Regions from separate parts of the Homo sapiens genome. Here region 1 is linked to region 2. A link is an interaction called in ENCODE POLR2A ChIA-PET data of the cell type or tissue named here. Cell type or tissue: OCI-LY7. All regions are shown on one strand. Each heading gives the region's core, and the rest is flanking DNA. Links, peaks and the distances in the headings are about the cores only.

Region 1 (6,393 bases), core at 844-5,843, 120 kb before region 2:
GCCTAACATTTCATATTGAGATGTAATTTACAGAAAGCAAAATGCTGGGATCTTAACAGTTTTAATTCAGGAAGTTCTGACAAATGCATTCATTCATGTAACCTACCTCAATATTGATACATGGAACATTCCCATCATCCCAGATAGTTCCCTTGTACCCTCTTCCGATTTCCCACTGCCACCCTGTCCCCAACCAGGCATCTACTTTCCTGATGTTTTTAAAACATAGATTAGTTTGCCTGTTCTAGACTTTGATACAGAATGCAGTCTTTCTGCATCTGGCTTCTTGCACGCTGCATGTTATTGAGATTCATCTGAGTTGGTGCATTTATCAGTAGTGCGTCTTTTTCCATTGCTGAGTAGAATTCCACAATTTCTTATTCATTGTCTTGCTTGCTTGTGTTGTTTCAAGTTTTTGCCTATTGTGAATAAAGCTGTGATGAACATTTGCAGATATGTCTTTTTGTGGACATATGTTTTTAGACCTGTGAGTGGAGTAGCTGGGCCATACGGAAGGTATATATTTAGATTTATAAGAAACTATCAAGCTGCCTTATAAAGTGCTTTGTACCATTTTACATTTACACCAGCACTATATAAGAATTGCAGTCATGCTACAGCCTTACCAACCCCCTTTTGTTAGCTGGATTTTCATTTTACATATTCTAGTGGATACATAGTAGAACTTCACTGTGGTTTTTGGCATTATTTTTCCTAATGGTCCCTAGTCCCTGGAAGACCCTCTTACAGCTCTGAGCAGGGGCCCCTTAGCACTCTTTTTGGTTGCCATTTATATTTCACATGTGCGGCTGTTTATGGGCAGGAGAGAACCATTATGGTAATACACTAATAGTAATGTGTGTTTCATATTTACAGAGGGCAGTAACTGCAGCTCACTGGGAGATTACTCCCTAGCAAAGAGAAATATTAATATGTCATTTGTGAACTTAGAAAAGAGGCCTCCAGGGCCGTAAGTGAAGAATTACATAACCATTGACATCTATGGAAATCTAGCTGTCTCCTCATGGCTTTAGTACTGTAGATAAAAATAATTTGGAGGCAGAGAAGGGATATGAAAAACATTGTATAACTAAAATAGGAAAATGTACTTGGAGATCCATGGAACAGAGAAGGGCACAGGCTGTTTCCAATTCTGGCACCACTGTTTACAAAGCAAACTTTTGGCAAATTATCTGATTTGCATTCTCCTAACAAGTGATGGTGTTCACCAGGTTTTGATTTGGTTTATTGGCATTCATGTATATTATTTTGTGAAGTGTGTGTTTAAGTCTTTTGATTAATTTGAAAATTGTATTTTGTTTGTTTTCTATTGAGTTGTAGGAATTCTTTACATATTCTTGACACACGTCTATTGTCAGATACATATATTGCAAATATCTTCTCCCAATCTGGCTTCCCTATTTATTTTAACAGTATTACATGATAAGTGGAAATTTTCATTTTTGAGGTAGTATAATTTATCAGTTTTTGTTTGTTTGTTTGTTTTTGCTTTTGATGGAGTTCGCTCTGTCACCCAGGTTGGAGTACAGTGGCGTGATCTTGGCTCACTGCAATCTCCGCCTCCCGGGTTTAAGCAATTCTCCTGCCTCAGCCTCCCAAGTAGCTGGGATTACAAGAGCTCACCACCACACCCGGCTAGTTTTTGTATTTTTAATAGAGATGGGGTTTCACCATGTTGGCCAGGCTAGTCTTGAACTCCTGACCTCAGGTGATCTACCTGCCTCAGCCTCCCAAAGTGCTGGGATTACAGGTGTGAGCCACTGCACCCAACCAATTTATCAGTTTTTTTTCCTTTTATGCTTAGAGCTTTTTATGTCCTAAGAAATTTTTGCCGCTCCTCAAGCCATTACAATATTCTCCTGTTTTCTTCTAGAAGTCTTATGGAAATTGTGGCTGCTTGAACTGGCCTCTGAGAAACCCTTGAAAGGCCTCTGGGGGCAATGGTGAGGTCCAGCCAACAGCACCCTGGCCTCCCTCCTCCTCTCCTACCTTCTCTGCCTCTCCTTTCTTCTACCTCCACCTTAATCAAAGCAGCTCCCTTTTCATTTTAGGTATTGGAGTTTTAACTAAAATTTTCTTTAACAAAAGGATTTCCACCCTTTTAAAAATCTCTCCACTGAACTGTAAATTCCTTGAAGATAGGAATCATGTATATATTATTCTCCTTTATATCTTTAGCTATATACAGTGCCTGTGTACATTGTGAACACTCAATAGAAACTTTTAATTGAAATAAATCAACCCAAACGTGGACTGGAAAGATGGGCTTTGTTCAATTTAGCCAAATCTTACATAAGATGTATTCCTGAGTGTCCAATCTGGGTCAGGCTCCAGTGAATGGAGAAAGGCTCCTATTGGGAGTGAGATCAGAGGCCTTCTCCTGCAGCTGGCTCCATAGGAAGCAGTAATAAAAGCATCGCCTTGCTCTTATGTAACCTTTTACTATTTATAAAACACTTTCATATACCTTATCTCAAAAAAGAGCTCCCAAATATCTTCCCTACTCACAAAGACACAAAGACAAGCAAATATCCCAGAGTTTCAAACATAAGGAGGGTAGGGGAGAGAAGACAGGCCGCATTTTCAACCAGGACAAAATTCAGCTCCTCTTGCATGGTGAGCAGGGCACCCAAAGGGCCTTGTGATTAAACTCTTCCTTCTCTCCCAAATTCTGACTGATGCTTAAAATCTCACCAACTGTTATCCCCAACTTGGTGTAACTGAGGCTTTTGTCTCAGCTAAATGCAAATGTGGCTGTTGTGATGGGCACACATTAGTCACCCTCCATTTACCACATAGTGTGGCAGGATTGGCTCTGTGGAAAGGTCAGTAATGAATGGCAGGGATATTTCTAACTGAGCTGGGGACCTCCAGAGCCACCTTGCCCTCTGAAGTCTCATAACTGTGCCCTGGTCAAAATCCGCAGACACCACCCCCGCCTCTGAGTTAGACAGGCAGGGGTGACCTAAGATACAGGATGCCCTTACTTCCTGTCTGTGGCAGCGGGCAACACCCACCACCATCAGTCACCTCCACCCCCACTCCTGGTTTCTGCACCCACATTTTCACTGTTTATCTCTGGATAACCCCATCTGACCTAAGAAACTGTGGCAAGTCTGTTTCTTACCTAGAAAATGAATATTTGGAGACATTCAATGGTTAGATACTGTGAAGATTTTTTTTTTAAGTATATAAAAAGCTTAATTAGCACCCTGGCCAGCACATAATGGGTGTTCAGTATATCTCTGTTTTGAAAATAAATGGCAGAATTCACTCCAGGCTTCCTGTCTGTCCCACAGACCGAATCATGCTGCTGGACTGGGCTAAGTCACATTTTTGATAAAAAGAGGTAACTTTCTCCAGCCAAGCCTAACAAGCTTTAAAAGGCCTATGGTTTATAAAATCACCAGTGCCCCTCATCAGCCCTCTCCCCCAGTTTCCCTCACCATCAGGGCTCTCCAGAATTGCTGTTCAGTGATCTCTTTTCCCTCCTGGGACTGCTCTGATTGTCCTATTTCCTTGGTTCCATGTGGCACACGGTTGAGAAAAGAGGCACCTGTGCGTGTGACTTGTCACATCTTTTCCCAGCGTTCTGCTCCCATGGATATGGGGCTCAGGAGGCATGGTTGGGAATCAGGAAACTGCTTCCAACCCCATGACAAATGTCACCTATCTGTCCTACCAATTTGTCAGCATTGAAACTCAAAGTGACACTTTCCTGCCAAATCTAGATAAAGCCATTTCCACTCCAGTCGGAGTGAGTGTACCAGCCAATCTCCCAGAGGGAAACTAGGGTTCTGGAGAGGATATGGGGTTCAGATTCAGCAAATGTTTTTGGAATGTCCACTCTGTGCCCAGCATTGTGTTGGTTGTGAGTATGTGTGCTTAGTTTACATTCCAAGCATTCCAAGTTGCATTACACAGATGAGAAAAGCAGGGCTCAGTAAGGCTAATTAACTTGCCCACCTACAGCCAGTGAGTGAGAATCTCAAGATTTTACAAGATTTTATAGCTCCAAGTTCCAATCCAAGATACTTTCCATTAAGCCCATGGATGTCATTTCAGGTGCAACCTCAGACCACCTTCTCCAGTATCCTCCTAGAATATTACAGATCACACAGTCTCTCTCCCCTCTGAACACCAAGAGCATGGCCATGTGTCCTTTCCACCTGTGAGTGAGCCTCACAAAGGACTGGAAGCTACCTAGGCTCAAGAGTTGTGCCTTCTTTCATCCACTGATGGAATGCAGGGCACACAGGAAAACAAGAGTGTACTGGGGGCACTGAATAGTCTCAAAGCCTTCTCATATATCCTGTTCCCACAACTCTGTAACATAGGACAGGGAAGATTTATTTGCTCTGGGGTGGAGCAGGAGGGTAGAGGAAGGGAGGGAAGAAATGGAAGGAAGTTAGTGGGCAATTTAGGATTCAGCCCTAAAGGATCAAAGCACTAAGAATCCTGAATTATGGGAAGCATGATAAGGTCCCTGCTTGGCTAGGAGAATAGAGAGATTAACTTTATTTTTGAACACCTACTGGATGACAGCTAGTGCATTAGTAGGTCATGATGTACATTATCTCATTTAATGCAATCTCACAATCCCTGCAATCATATTTGTTAATAGACTTCAGTGTACAAAATTGAATTAATCTTTATAATCTTTGATTCATTTCATGCTGTACTTATTAGTGCATGCTTGGGTCTTAAATATTTATTTGTTCTCTCTTTCAATCATTTATTTTATTGATTTGGTGATTACCCTTGAACCTATACCCAACCCAGGAATTACACTGATGGTAACTTACATCTATTCATCTGCTTGTTCCCCTCCCTTCCCTTACCCAAGCCAACCCCATCCCCAATCATTTCTTTGCTCTCTTTTAGATTTATTCCATGTATATGGAAACCGTAAAATACATTGCTTATTTTGATTATCTTTAAATTGTAATAAAATAACTTGCCTTTTTCCAATATTATTTTGCTAAGATTCATCTATATGGTTACTATAGTGTCCCTAGAGTTCATTCATTTCACAGCTTTATGATATTCCACTGTGCACATGTACCACAGTTTATCCTTCTCATTCTTCTCATGAGAGCCTTTTGTATGGTCTCCAGTCTTTTGCTATTGCTAACAGTGCTGCTAAGAGCATTCTTGTACATGTTTCCTGGTGTTCACATAAAAAATGTTTCTGAGATTTACATATTTAGGAGTGGAGTTGCTGGGTCCATTTTATAGATGAGGAAACTGAGGCTGAAAGAAGTTAATGAGACTGTTCAAAATCATACAGCTAGTAAATAACCAGAATCAGGATTTGAAACCAGGACAGCTCTAAAGAATAGAAGTTGAGGAAAAAATTGGAGATGGGGGATGTAGGGGGAAATTAGAGCGATGAGGAAACTATACAAGCTTGAGAAAAGAATTTCTATTTACTAGGGAGGAAATGAGAGAAGAGAGACAGACCTTCTCATATTGTTTTATATTGTTTTATACTCAGAAAAAAAAAAAAAAGAAAAGCAAAACTAAAAGCAGTTGGCCCGAAGCCTAGGAACCAGACCCGAAACCAGGCCTGGGCCTGCCTGACCTAAGCTTGGTAGTTAAAGATTGACCCCTGACCTAACCGGTTATGTTATCTATAGATTCCAGATATTGTATAGAAAAGACATTGTGAAACTTCCTGGTCTGTTCTGTTTCAGCCTGACCACCGGTGCATGCAGCTCCTGTCACGTACCCTCTGTTGCTCAATCGATCATGACCCTCTTGCGTGGACCCCCTTAGAGTTGTGAGCCCTTAAAAGGGACAGGAATTGTTCACTCGGGGAGCTCGGCTCTTGAGACAGGAGTCTTGCCTGATGCTCCCGGCCAAATAAACCACTTCCTTCTTTAACTCGGTGTCTGAGAAGTTTTGTCTGCGGCTCATCCTGCTACACCTTCCCTTACCCAAGCCAACCCCATCCCCAATCATTTCTTTGCTCTCTTTTAGATTTATTCCATGTATATGGAAATCTTAAAATATATTGTTTATTTTGATTATATTTAAATTGTAATAAAATAACTTGCCTTTTTCCAATATTATTTTGCTAAGATTCATCTATATGGTTACTATAGTGTCCCTAGAGTTCATTCATTTCACAGCTTTATGATATTCCACTGTGCTCATGTACCACAGTTTATCCTTCTCATTCTTCTCATGAGAGCCCTTTGTATGGTCTCCAGTCTTTTGCTATTGCTAACAGTTCTGCTAAGAGCATTCTTGTACATGTTTTCTGGTGTTCACATAAAAAATGTTTCTGAGATTAACATATTTAGGAGTGGAGTTGCTGGGTCCATTTTACAGATGAGGAAACTGAGGCTGAGAGAAGTTAATGAGACT
Region 2 (6,629 bases), core at 997-5,996:
ACCTTCAATCTCTTTATGTTTATCAAGAATACAATATTTCACCAACTGTAGTTGTGTTGCTGTACAATAGATCTCTTGAAATTTATTCCTCTTGTCTAACCATAATTATGTATCCTTTGACCAACATCTTCCCATTTCCCCCTCTCCTAACCATCTCTGCCTATGGCAACCACCATTCTATTCCCAACTTCTATGTGATAACTTTGTAAAGATTTCACATGTGAGTGAGATCATGCAGTATTTGTCTTTCTGTGCCCAGCTTATTGCACTTAACATAATATCCTCCAGGTTAATTGTTGCAAATGGCAGGATTTCATTCTTTTTATGGCTGAATAATATCCCATTGTGTATATACACCACATTTTCTTATCCATTCATCCATTGATGGACACTTAGGTTGATTCCATGTCTTGGCTATTGTGAACAGTGCTGTGATTAACACAAGAGTGCAGATATCTCTGACATATTGATTTCAATTTCTTTGGATATATACCCAGTAGTGGAGTTACTGGATCATATGGTAGTTCTATTTAAAATTTTTCGAGGAAACTTCATACTGTTTTTCATAAGGGCTGCATTAATTTACATTCCTGCTAATAGTATATAAGGGTTCCCTTTTCTCCACATCCTCCCCAGCACTTGTTCTGTTTTGTCTTTTTTATACTGTTCATTCTAACTGGGTGAAATGGTATCTCATTGGGATTTTATTTTGCATTTCCCTGACAATTAGTGATGTTGAGCATATTTTCATATACCTGCTGGCCATTGTATGTCTTCTTTTGGGAAATGCTTATTCAGGTCTTTTGCCTATTTTTTTTATCAGGTTATTTGGTCTTTTGCTGTTGTTTGCACTCCTTATATATTTTGAATGTTAACTCTGAAATGTATAGTTTGCAAATATTTTCTCCCACTCTGCAGGTTGTCTCTTCTATCTGTTATTTCTTTTGCTGTGCAGAAGCTTTTTAGTTTGATGTAATCCCATTTGTCTACTTTTACATTTGTTGTCTGTACTTTTGAGGTCTTATCCAAAAAATCCTGGCCCAGACCAGTGTTATGAAATGATTCTCCTGTGTTGTCTTCTAGTCGTTTCATAGCTTCAGGTCTTACACTTAAGTCTTTAATCTATTTTGAGTTAATTTTGTATATGGCAAGAGAGGAAGGTCTAATTTTTTTAATTCTCCATGTGGATATCCAGTCTTCCCAATACCATTTATTGAAGAGGACTTTATTTCCCCATTATGTACTTGGTGTTTCAATAATGAGTTGGATTTAAATGCATGGATTTAGTTCTGGGCTCTCTTTTCTGTTCCTTTGGTCTATGTGTCTGTTTTAATACCACACACTGTACCATGTTGTTTTGATTACTAGGACTTTGTAGTATACTTTGAAATCAGGTAGTGTGACACCTCCAGCTTTGCTCTTTTTACTCAAGATTACTTTTGCTATTTGAGGTCTTTTGTGATTCCATATGAATTTTAGGATTTTTTTTCTATTTCTGTTAAGCATATCACTGGTATTTTCAAACAGATTGCATTAAATCTTCAGCTCTACCATTTTCTGATGGGTGACTGAGGACATTACTTAACCTCTCTCTTTTTCTGAATTTTATTTTACTTCAAGTTCCAGGATACGTGTGCAGAACATGCAGGTTTGTTACACAGGTAAATGTGTGCCATGGTGGTTTGCTGCACCTATCACCCCATCACCTAGGTATTAAGCCCTACATGCATTAGTTATTTGTCCTGATGCTCTCCCTTCCCTGATGCCCCAACAGGCCCCAGTGTGTGTTGTTCCCCTGCCTGTGTCCATGTGTTCTCACTGTACTTAACCTCTCTTAGTCTGTTTCTTCATCTAAAAATGGGGCTTTTAATACCTACCTCAGAAGGTTGTTATGAAAGTTAAGTAAGTTAATATACATAAAAGTTCTCAATAGGACCAAGCACATAGGTGCTCATTAATAAAACTAGTAAACAAATTATAGATCAGAAAATTATTTAGTGAATGCAGAATTAGAACACATAGTATGAGATATGTTTAACAGCTCTTTCTTTTGGGCTATGGAAGCCTAATAAATTTTTTCTTTTTACTCTACAAAACTGGAACTGGTCAGTGAAAATGGCCTACCCTCTTTTCTGAACAAAAATAAAGATGTGGTGAGGGTTCCCATGTCCACATTTTTTAGTTCCAGGCTCTGTGCAGACCAACACCCTTTTTTGGAACTTGTCTTTGTAATACTACCCATCTTTACATCAACAATAGTTCAGATCCTTGACTTTACAGATGATTTTTCTTTCTTTATAATCAACAGGAAGATACTTAAACCCATTGGCAAAAAATACCCTATGTCTTAGGTTGAATTGCTTCTGACATTTTTCTATATATTTTTATACAATTCTGTCACAAAAGGTGACAGTTTTTTCTTGGATTCTTGGATTATCTTGTTCTCTCACTAAACTTGTTTGTTGAGGGTTCCTCTAACTGCAAACAGATAGCCACCAAAATTTCTCCATCAATTAAAAACAACCAATAAATGTAGACTTTTAAGTTTTATCATGCAACATAAATGCATTGAATACCTTCATGTTTATGAAGTAGGCAAAGAAGAACAATTTATAGCCCATGCTTTTAGGAAGTTTACTATCTAGACTCTAGATACTAGACTAGATACTATCTAGACTCTAGATACTAGACTAGATACTATCTAGACTCTAGATTCTAGAGGATGTAGGTATATAAATAAACAGCTACAACTTAAGGCAGAATGTAATACTCACTTTATATGAGATATGCAGAAAGAGCACAGATGAAAGAAGTTATTTCTGATTTGGCTTTAAAATAAAGCAAAGTTTCCTGGAGAGGGGACATTTGCATCTTGAAGAATGGATAACATTTTGATGGAGAAAAAGAAGAGCTGGGCATTACAGAGGGAATGTCATGAAAATGAAAGAACTTGTTTGGGGAACAAGTAGTTAAGGTGGGCTATGATATGGGGGCAGGGGAAGCAACTTCATTTGAAGATAGAACTAAACAGAAAGAAGAAATCAGAACATGGAAATAAAGATCATGCCAAGAACTTTGAGATTTGTTGTGTAGGCAATGTGGCATGTTTAGAAGGCTTTGAGCCAAGAATTGGCATGATTACATCTACACTTTTAAAATAAATTATGCAATCAATAGCTTATTAGATAGTTTAAAAGAGAAAAGACTAAAACCTAGGCATACTATTTTCATTAACTCATTCATTTATTTATCATATATGTGTTGAGAACCCTATTAGGTGTCAGGTACCAGGGTCATGTACAGTGTTTAATAAGACAGACACAGTCCCTGCACGCGTGCCTACGTACAAATCAGATGAAAAATAATTGGGCTCTGAACAGGAGGAGTGTGTGATTAAAAAGGGGTTCATTTTCCCTGTCTTCCCAGAGCTGTGGCTCAGAGGAGCTTAAATGACCTCTGAGTCACATCCTACCACATACATTTAATATTTTTTTCTAACCAACAACTTAAGATCAATGATTTTTGCTATGATTTAGCCTATAAAAGCCTAGATTGGTCTGAATTTTATTCCAAGCATTAGGTACATAATATACTTTCTCACATTCAAAAAGATATACCATATACATAATTGAATTAGGAATTCTGATATACAAGAATACATACTTGCAGATAAAGGCTGGATCATTAAAACTAGAAGCAACCTTCCAGAATACGTTGGAAACTCTAATCATCAGATCAACTTAACCCCTTGGCATTTTATTTGGCCTACAATATTGGGTTCTGGTTGTTTTTGTTTTATTTGAATTTGAACATCTTCAGGCAAGGCATTTATTCTCCAGTTCCTCACAGGCGCCGCGGTTCCTATTGTCTTACACCCAGACAATCCATTCACTTCTGTCACCTATCTGACCCCCAGAGGCATTTGTGTTTGTCACCTGATACTTTCCCAACTCCTTTCTTGGCCATGAACCCCACAGCTGAGAAACATAAGAGCCAGAGAGATCCCAAGCCACCTCATGTCACAGTGTTAGTTTATGACAGAGACAAGACTTCCAAGCCATCCCACCTCCTGACATGACAGCAGAGGCTGGGCTGAGCCAGCTGACAGAACATTCCTGAGGGGTTACCTTACATCCTAGCAGCCACAGGAGTCGGCACATCAACCGGTCCTGCTCCAGAATGGCCAGTAATTCAAGACCCGGCCACAGACGAGACACAGGTGGTTCCTGTCAGGAACAGCATTTCCTGGTATGGGAAGCCTGTTCTCTCTGGGGATGCTTGGTCAGATGGGACAGTGGCAGCTTTGTCTTTTCATTAGAAATTCCTCCTGTTGTCCATCTACACAAGGGGAACTGACTGTGCAGTAGAATGACTAAAGAAAGATGCTAAAGTTGGAACTGGGGACAATCCAAGTTGGCGGCCACTGAATCACGAGGAGATTCTATACTGCCTTTTGTTCTTCCCTCCAGCTTGAGTGACTCAGTTGTTGAAATTTTGTGGCAAGACACCTGGAAGCCATTTGTCTTTTTTATTAAGGACTCATTCACGGGGTAAAAACGTAATAATGTTCATTTACCATCACTCCATTACCCAGAGCACCAGATTGCTGCTAATTCAATGTGGTGCTGATTCAGTCATCGCATCACTGAGGCAACATTCTTCTGTGAAAGCTATTTATGTCCCGGCACCATTTGAAAGGCCCTTTAGATCCTTTTTGAAACATTCAAGTCCCAGAGAGGCAGCCTGATCTGCAGAGCACTGCACAGGATGTAGGTCTGAAAAGAGCCGCTTCAGAGTGACGGCCAGCCAACTTGAGGTCAGGCCTTCAGGCTCAATGTGCGTCCCTCTTTTATCCTCAAACGTGCTTCAGAACGCATCTTTTCAGATTCAGAGAGTTATGGCCAACCTCAGCTCTGTAACCACTCCCTGCGCACTGCAGGCAGGAAGAATTTAGAGGGACATGTCAGTAGCTGAACATGTGATAACACTGGCTTTAGACTCACCCATAGCCTGGCATGAGAACTCAGTCATCCTGCACAGCTTCTCTGAGCCCCCAGTTTCTCCAACTCAACAAGAGGGTATTTACCCCACATTGAAACGAGGCAAGTAAATTACAAAAAGAGGATAATGACCTAGTGGTGGGTAGTTGGACACCCAGCAGAAGCCGGTAGAGGGACAACACTGTAAGGCAATTTATATAATGAAAAAGTCCTCAGCATTGCTTACCCCCACCTCTCTTTCTGAGGGGCAGAGGTCTCAGCTAAAAGAATGACCGCAAGGAAGAAAATAAAGCAAACACTTAGAAGTGAGAACATGCAGTATTTGGTTTTCTGTTCCCATGTTAGTTTGCTAAGGATAATGGCCTCCAGCTCCATCCAAGTCCCTGCAAAGAACCTGATCTCATTCTTTTTTATGGCTGCATATATTCCATAGTATTAATGTACCACATTTTCTTTATTTAGTCTGTTGTTGATGGACATTGAGATTGATTCTGTGTCTTGGCTATTGTGAATAGCGCTACAATGAACATACGTGTGCATGCGTCTTTATAATAGAATGACTTATATTCCTTTGGGTGCATGTTCTCACCTGTAAGTGGGAGCTAAATGATGAGAACACGTGGAAACATAGAGGGAAACAACACACACTGGGGCCTATCAGAGGGTAGAGGGTGGGAGGAAGGACAGGATCAGGAAAAATAACTAATGGGTACTAGGCTTAATACCTGGGTGATGAAATAATCTACAACACACCCCCATGACACAAGTTTACCTATGTAACAAACCTGCACATGTACCCCTGCACTTCAAGGTTAAAAAAAAAAAAGAAAGCAAATGTTGTCCTTGCCTCCTCCCTCCTTCCCAAGCACCTCAGGTGAAATTAGCTGATAAGATGCTTGTGGAGAACTTTGAGCTCCTGGGAGATCAATGATATATGAATAGAAAGTGTTATTATTCTGCAAAACACTGGAGGATGGCTTCCCCGGAAGTCATCGTGTACCAGCAGAGAATAAATGAAATAATTTCCTTTCCTCTGATCTCTGGCTAAAAGCTTCTAATCATTTAAGGAGGATTTAATCCACTAGTGGACTGTCCCCATTTGAGGACTGCAGGGCTAAAGTTAGTACTGACCTGAACACGACAACCACAAGGGGGAATGGGCCGGAGTTCCTCTCCGTTGCTGCAAGCTGGTTGCCTGCCAGCTTGCAGTTTCTTCCCCAGAGTTGGGGAGACACAGTCCATCAGGGTTTCTCCTTTGAAATGCCTTCAAGCTAGAACAGGCTTGGGAAAAACTCTCCACTCCAATTTCTGATGCTTTTCTTCAGGGGGCCTACTCTTACCCATTTGCGGGTGGAGGGCGGTTGGGAGGGGGCTTGCGCTCAGCTGTTAGTCATAACTCCAGTTACAGCGTGCCCTCTTGTAAGCAGAACCAATTTTAAGGCTCCAGGGAAGAGTCTTGCCAGGTGCTAAGGAAGAAATTTTGAGGCTGGCAGGCTCACTCTTTACCCATAAAATTGTTCCATAAAAGTGGCTTCCAATTCCAGCCTCCGTATTAGTCTGTTTCCAAAGGCTACAACTGCACGGTCCAGAGGGAAAGAAGCAAGACAGGGAGTGAACACGTGGCATGAG

The links. ChIA-PET counts read pairs that join two places held together with the same protein. Peaks named below come from ENCODE experiments on the same cell type or tissue, not always from the same donor. Only the 100,000 strongest peaks of a DNase experiment are listed, where the experiment ranks them.
Region 1: POLR2A ChIA-PET joins it to region 2 with 6 read pairs; 5 of 35 experiments call an interaction of 5 or more read pairs at or near these places.

The regions. Positions count from the first base shown.
Region 1 is chr1:182,626,897-182,633,289 of GRCh38, forward strand. No RefSeq gene overlaps it. Among named protein-coding and RNA genes, the nearest start is that of LINC01686, 15 kb to the left of the region's middle. In OCI-LY7, for the core only: no CTCF peak of the experiment used is centred there; a DNase peak (open chromatin) is centred at 2,995; H3K4me3 peaks cover 1,884 bases; H3K27ac peaks cover 3,084 bases.
Region 2 is chr1:182,748,125-182,754,753 of GRCh38, forward strand. It overlaps a transcript of RGS8 not described here. Among named protein-coding and RNA genes, the nearest start is that of NPL, 38 kb to the right of the region's middle. In OCI-LY7, for the core only: no CTCF peak of the experiment used is centred there; no DNase peak of the experiment used is centred there.